2 separate regions of the Homo sapiens genome follow, and region 2 is linked to region 1. Evidence: chromatin contacts called from ENCODE Hi-C or POLR2A ChIA-PET data. All regions are on one chromosome and are shown on one strand. Each heading gives the region's core, a stretch centred on a gene start or an enhancer-like site at or near the end of the contact. The rest is flanking DNA. Distances are from core to core; before and after follow the strand shown. Region 1 holds the start of NUDT22 (nudix hydrolase 22). Region 2 overlaps RELA (RELA proto-oncogene, NF-kB subunit).

Evidence for each region. A loop is a pair of places that touch in the nucleus more often than their neighbours do. ChIA-PET counts read pairs that join two places held with the same protein, here RNA polymerase II (POLR2A). Pooled maps may share reads with other maps.
Region 2: a loop to region 1 is called in a map with no recorded cell type, with 16 times the contacts of the local background. The contact joins the enhancer-like site here to the promoter of NUDT22 in region 1. A Hi-C loop is called at or near these places in 1 of 37 single-sample maps with no recorded cell type and 1 of 50 pooled maps. POLR2A ChIA-PET finds 5 or more read pairs at or near these places in 1 of 52 experiments (naive thymus-derived CD4-positive, alpha-beta T cell).

The regions. Positions count from the first base shown.
Region 1 is chr11:64,225,024-64,227,723 of GRCh38, forward strand. It overlaps NUDT22 (nudix hydrolase 22), which reads left to right and starts at 1,251. Exons shown (of 6, transcript NM_032344.4): 1 at 1,251-1,404; 2 at 1,612-2,109; 3 at 2,545-2,643. The coding sequence starts at 1,630. TRPT1 (tRNA phosphotransferase 1) reads right to left here and starts at 1,163. Exons shown (of 8, transcript NM_001033678.4): 1 at 1,027-1,163; 2 at 763-846; 3 at 476-557. The coding sequence starts at 837. RefSeq lists enhancers at 69-791, 1,392-1,911, 1,912-2,429 and a silencer at 957-1,366.
Region 2 is chr11:65,651,650-65,654,514 of GRCh38, forward strand. It overlaps RELA (RELA proto-oncogene, NF-kB subunit), which reads right to left. Exons shown (of 11, transcript NM_021975.4): 11 at 1,952-2,865. The coding sequence ends at 2,729. Among named protein-coding and RNA genes, the nearest start is that of MIR4489, 3.9 kb to the left of the region's middle. RefSeq lists a silencer at 852-1,091 and enhancers at 1,152-1,631, 1,642-1,691, 2,432-2,865. Within about 2 kb of position 1,307, at least 40 of the 41 ENCODE cell types and tissues checked have a DNase peak (open chromatin) inside an H3K27ac peak, as active enhancers do.

The sequences.
Region 1 (2,700 bases), core at 1-2,500:
TTAACAGGGAGCCACAGGCAACCGAAACAAAGTCTGGGCTTGGAGATCGCTTGGGCATCCTCTGTGGGACCTTTAGAAAGTCTCCCCTTTCTGGGCCGCAGTTTTTTCAACTTACATAAAAAGAGGATCTGCCTCACGGAGGGGCAGGGAGGTGAGTGCCCAGCATAGCGCTGGCCCGGAGTGCACACTCACACCACCAGCTGCACCGTATCCTCCAGGGCTCGCCCTCGGGGTAAGTGCTGATCTGGCTGCTTGGCTGGAGGGGGCGGTCACCAGGCCTGGCCCAGACAAGAACTCTCCTCAGTCTGCTGTGGACATGACAGGGGCTCTAGGCCTTGCTCTCCTCTGTGCATGGGGAGGAAGTGCACTCTGTGCCTTCCTCAGGGAGCGGTGGAGGCAGCCATCAGGGAGGAGTCGCAGACAGGCTCACGTTTCTCTCTGGGCTCAAGCCCCAGCCTCCAAGGCCCCTACTTACCAGCTCCCATGGGAAGCCCCAGCTTCAAGGCCCCATGGCGCAGGGCATAGGACAGAGCCTTGGACAGCTGCACGTCTCGGTCCTGAAAGAACCCAGCGGTGGCCCCTAGTCTCCATGGTGACCCTGCCCTACTGCCCATCCTGAACCCTCAATGACCCACTGCAGAGAGAGCCCAGAGAGAAAGGAGTGCCAGTGGTCTCCAGGAATAGTAGGACCCTTCAGCTCCGCCCCCCAGCAACTCCCAGGGAGCCTGGACTGGTGGGAGGGGGTGGGGAGGAGGCGCGCACCTGTTCTCGGGGTCTGGGAGCCCTTCTACCCCTGGACCCTGCTGCTTCCTGCCTCCCTCCTCCAGAGAAGTTCATGGTTAAGACCTGTGGGGGGCAGTGACGAGGGGGGACTGCTTTAAGGCCCCTTCCACGTCCCCATCCCTCCCAGAAAGTCACAAAGCCTCAGGAAGTGAGCGCTGGGTGGGAGTATACGGCTCATTAAGTTCACCACCCCCAAGTCCCTGCTGCAGAGAGGGAAACTAAGGCCCAGCAGGCCAGACTTGCCCAAGGTCACACGGTCAGCCAGGAGCGCAGGGAGGCCGAGCCCCGCACCCCAGATCGCTGGTGCGCCCCGCAGGGTGGTCCGGGAGGCAGGGCCGACGTGCCGACGGACCGGGCGGAAGCGTCGGGGCGGCGGGGACAAACCTCCAGGATCCTCGACCGCGGCGGACCCGCCAATGAAAAGCCGCGTGGAAAGGGGGCGGGCACTTCCGCTTCGGGGAAGGGGCGGAGCCTGAGGGACCCGGCGGCTGGTGAGCGCCCGCTGGAGGCTGGAGCTTCCGGGCCCTGGAAAGGGGTCCCCGCGCGCCCCGGGTCGGAGGCAGACCCCTGGGTTTGGGGGACATGGGCATTTGGGGCGCCTGAACCCAAGACCTCTGGATGGTAGGGATGCCCGGGCGTCCTGGATACCCTGCGGGACTCGGGGCTCCTGCGGGGAAGATGGCACGTTTTACTGCCCAAGGAGTGGTCAGGGGGGTGGAGAAGCGCTGCGGATACCCTCAGGAGGTCTGCGACAGAGGGGGCTAGCTGCGCAGCCCAGGAGTGGTAGTGGCCCCCCTGGATGACAGGCCTGGCCGTATCCTCCCCCAGAGCTGCCCCGTTCAGACCATGGATCCTGAGGTGACCTTGCTGCTGCAGTGCCCTGGCGGGGGCCTGCCCCAGGAGCAGATACAGGCCGAGCTGAGCCCCGCCCATGACCGTCGCCCACTGCCAGGTGGGGACGAGGCCATCACTGCCATCTGGGAGACCCGGCTAAAGGCCCAACCCTGGCTCTTCGACGCCCCCAAGTTCCGCCTGCACTCAGCCACCCTGGCGCCTATTGGCTCTCGGGGGCCACAGCTGCTCCTGCGCCTGGGCCTTACTTCCTACCGAGACTTCCTGGGCACCAACTGGTCCAGCTCAGCTGCCTGGCTGCGACAGCAGGGTGCCACCGACTGGGGTGACACGCAGGCCTATCTGGCGGACCCACTGGGGGTGGGCGCTGCACTAGCCACAGCCGATGACTTCCTTGTCTTCCTGCGCCGCTCCCGGCAGGTGGCTGAGGCCCCTGGGCTGGTGGACGTACCTGGTGGGCACCCTGAGCCTCAGGTGAGATTCCAGGCTGGGCACAAAGACCCAGACAGCTCAAGGGAGCTGCAGCTCTCCACCCTCCCAATCCTCCCAGCTTTGGTTTCCTCATTCCTTAAAGGGAAAATTGGCCTGGTATTTCTCTGGAAGTTTGCTCAGGGCAGTCCACCTGCCTCCCCACTGACCCCTGCCCCAGTCCTGTGAGAAACTAGAAAACACGGGAGGAAAGATTGGGCACAGGAAGAAGATGCCCTACTCCACCCCTGCCCCCTGTGTATCTCCTTTGAAGCTGGACCTCTGGTTGTCTGTCAGGGAAAGGACACCAGACTCAGGATCACTAACTCTCTTACACTGTGCCACATCAGACCCTCAAGGCCAGCAGGTATAGGCTTGCTGGTCCTGAGATGGGGCAGGGGGAAGAGGTGGGGAGCAGGGGCTGAGCCTGACCTCTCACAGGCCCTGTGCCCTGGTGGCAGCCCCCAGCACCAGGACCTCGCTGGGCAGCTGGTGGTACATGAACTCTTTTCCAGTGTCCTTCAGGAGATCTGTGATGAGGTGAGTGAGGTTGACCTGGACAGGGTGGTAGACATGAAGGGAGGGGGTAGGACTTGC
Region 2 (2,865 bases), core at 57-2,556, 1.4 Mb after region 1:
GTTTTGAAGGCTGGGTAGGAGTTCACCAGGCAGAGACGTCAGAGGTATCCTGGTAGGACCAGTCTGGCTGAGGCCTGCTGGACTAGAGCCAAGGCACACCCAGGAACCCAGCGTCAAAGAAGCCAGATCAGAAAGGGTTGTGAAGGTGCACTAGGGATCCTGGGTTAGCAGTTCCCAAGACTGCCACTTTTTCCTGGTTGTGGACTAGTGTGGAAGGCTGTGGTCACTGAGGGTGTGTCTGCAGAAAACTCGGATCTGGTCTTGTGGTTGATGTTTGAAGGGAGATTGATGGGGTGAGATCTGGATGTCAGAGCTCTTTGGCTGCAGGGAGGCGGCTGTAGCCGCAGTCCAGTGGGAGGTCTAGTGGTGACTTAAACTCAGTGATAGCAGTGACAGTGGGGAGAAGTGGGCAGATTTTCCAGGACCTCGTGGAAGGACTGGACGCAAGTTACTAAGGGAAGAGGCGGCATCTACGGTAGTGGCCAGGTTTCCGGCTGGAGCCCTTGGAAGGTGGCAGGGCCAGGGCTGACAGGGAAAAGGAGAGGCAGGCTGGGGATGGCTGAGGTCATTTGGAACAGGATGAGTTTGAGAGGCCCGAGGACGTCAGAGTGGAGATGTCCAGGGGCTGGTGCGCAGGGGAGAGAGATCTGGGTTGGATACGAGGACTTGGAGCTGCTGAGCCATGAGCATGATGGGGTCATTCACGAATGAGAGAAGAACCAGGAGAGGTCTTCGTGGGTCACGGGAGGTCGCGGGACCGAGAAAGCCAAGAGGAGGGAGGCGCAGCCTGGGCTGCAGGGCCTTGGCTCCCTGGTTTCCCTCTGGGCCTCGGGTCGCGGACCTCCGGTCGGGGTCCCTGCGCAGCTCAGCCGTCGGCTTCCTCAGCGTTAGGAGCCTTCTCACCCCGCCCGCTTCCTCCCCGACCCCGCCTCCCAGGCGCTCCCCGGCAGCTTCGCCCGGGTCCTGACCTGGCCACCGCGAGCCCGGGCTCCGCCCCTCGCGTGGGAGTTCCGCCGAGGCCCGCCCTCGCTCCAAGCCCCGCCCCTGGCCGCCCCCCCGGAGCCGGAGCCCCGTGGAAAACGCCACTTCCTCGACGGAATTGGCCTGCCGTCTCGCCGGCGCCGCCCGTCGGAGCCTGCACCCAGGGCCTTTTCTGTTCCTAGGAGACTCGCTGAATTTTGGGACGCGTCCCGCTGACGATAACTCCTTTTCCCCTGCTATTGTCCTCCCGCGACGGTGCGAAGCCCAAACGAAGACGCCATCGGCCTCGGCGGGGATTTTCCCCAGACGCTGGACCCGGCCTCCGGTTGCTGCGGGCTCCTTGTGCGCCTGCGCAGTCGAGAAGGGGGCCCACGCCGGCCAGCGCTTTTTGCTGCTGCGCTTGCGCTGGGGCAAAGCGGAAGTACGTCCAGCTGTAGCCCTTGTGGGCTGCGGCTGGGCCTTTGTTTTGGCTTCCTGAGGCTGTGGATTGAAGATTTCACCGTTCCTCCCAGAACAGAGTATCAAAGCATCGGTGGGCCGGGTAGATCTTTACCTGGCACCACACATTCCCCAAGAGAAGCACACACTCCCTGGGCCACCCAAGGAATTTGGCCCCATCACATCTTTCGAACATCGTTTCTCTTACCTCTGACGCTGGCTAGTCCCTCTTTGACATCCACTCTCAGCTGATCTAAGACCTGGAGCTAATGGGGCCTCTTGGAAGACTCCTGAAACTGCTCCATCCCCACAGCCAGCGGGCTCTACTAGGCTCTCAGTGTGCTAGGACTCTTGCCTTAGCTGCCCGTTTTCATCCACTGGACGGTAACTCGGGGTTTCCAAGGGCATTCTCAGACTGCAAGCTCTCAGAGGACAGTGCACGCATTCACCCAGCTCTCTACCACCAATGTCTGGCCTGATGTGACTAGCAAAATGTGTGCTCAGTGTTTGCTGAAAAAAAGCGGATCTCTAGCCAGCTTGGCAACAGATTTATTAGTTCAGAGTAGAAAGAGCAAGAGTCCAAGTGCTTTGATTGTTCAGTAAAAACTATGCCTCCTGACTGGAGAGCTGCCAGCCTGCTCTCCCCCACTCTTAACAACTTACCCTACTATTAAGGCACTTGAGAAGAGGGAGAGCAAGGAAGTCCCAGACCAAACCCCTTCTGGATCCTGGAGAGAGCCAGTGCTGTTGCACTGGTTTCCTTCAGCCATGGTTGAGCAAGGAAAGAGCCGGCAGAGACCTCTGTAGGGCAGGAAGGCCAGCCCCTCAAACGCTGGTGTTAGGCACAGGGACAATGCCAGTGCCATACAGGGGCTGGTATCTGGGGCGTTATTTTGATTAAGCTGTAATGAATCCATGATGGAAGACACTTGATAAGGCTTTGTGGGCTCAAAGGCCTTACCTCCAGCCTGCTTCTGTCTCTAGGAGAGTACCAGAAGCTGGAGGATGGGGATGGGGGACCCCAGAGTTCCCTACAGAGAAGGGAGCTGACCATCAGGACAGGGGAAAAGTTTGAGTTTCCCCAGCTCCCCCCTTTCCAGAGAAGTTAATGCTTCTGCTTAAGCACCTCCAAAAAGAGAGAGAGATACAGATACTGACAATAAAAGAATAAAATATGGCTCCCCCCTCCAAGGAAGACATCCACAAAGTTGGGGGCAGTTGGAACACACCCCACCAGAATCCGTAAGTGCTTTTGGAGGGCTTCAATCCCCTGCAACCCAGTGCTCTGGGGAGGGCAGGCGTCACCCCCTTAGGAGCTGATCTGACTCAGCAGGGCTGAGAAGTCCATGTCCGCAATGGAGGAGAAGTCTTCATCTCCTGAAAGGAGGCCATTGGGGAGCCCCGGGGCCCCCAGTGGAGCAGGAGCTGGGTCGGGGGGCCTCTGGG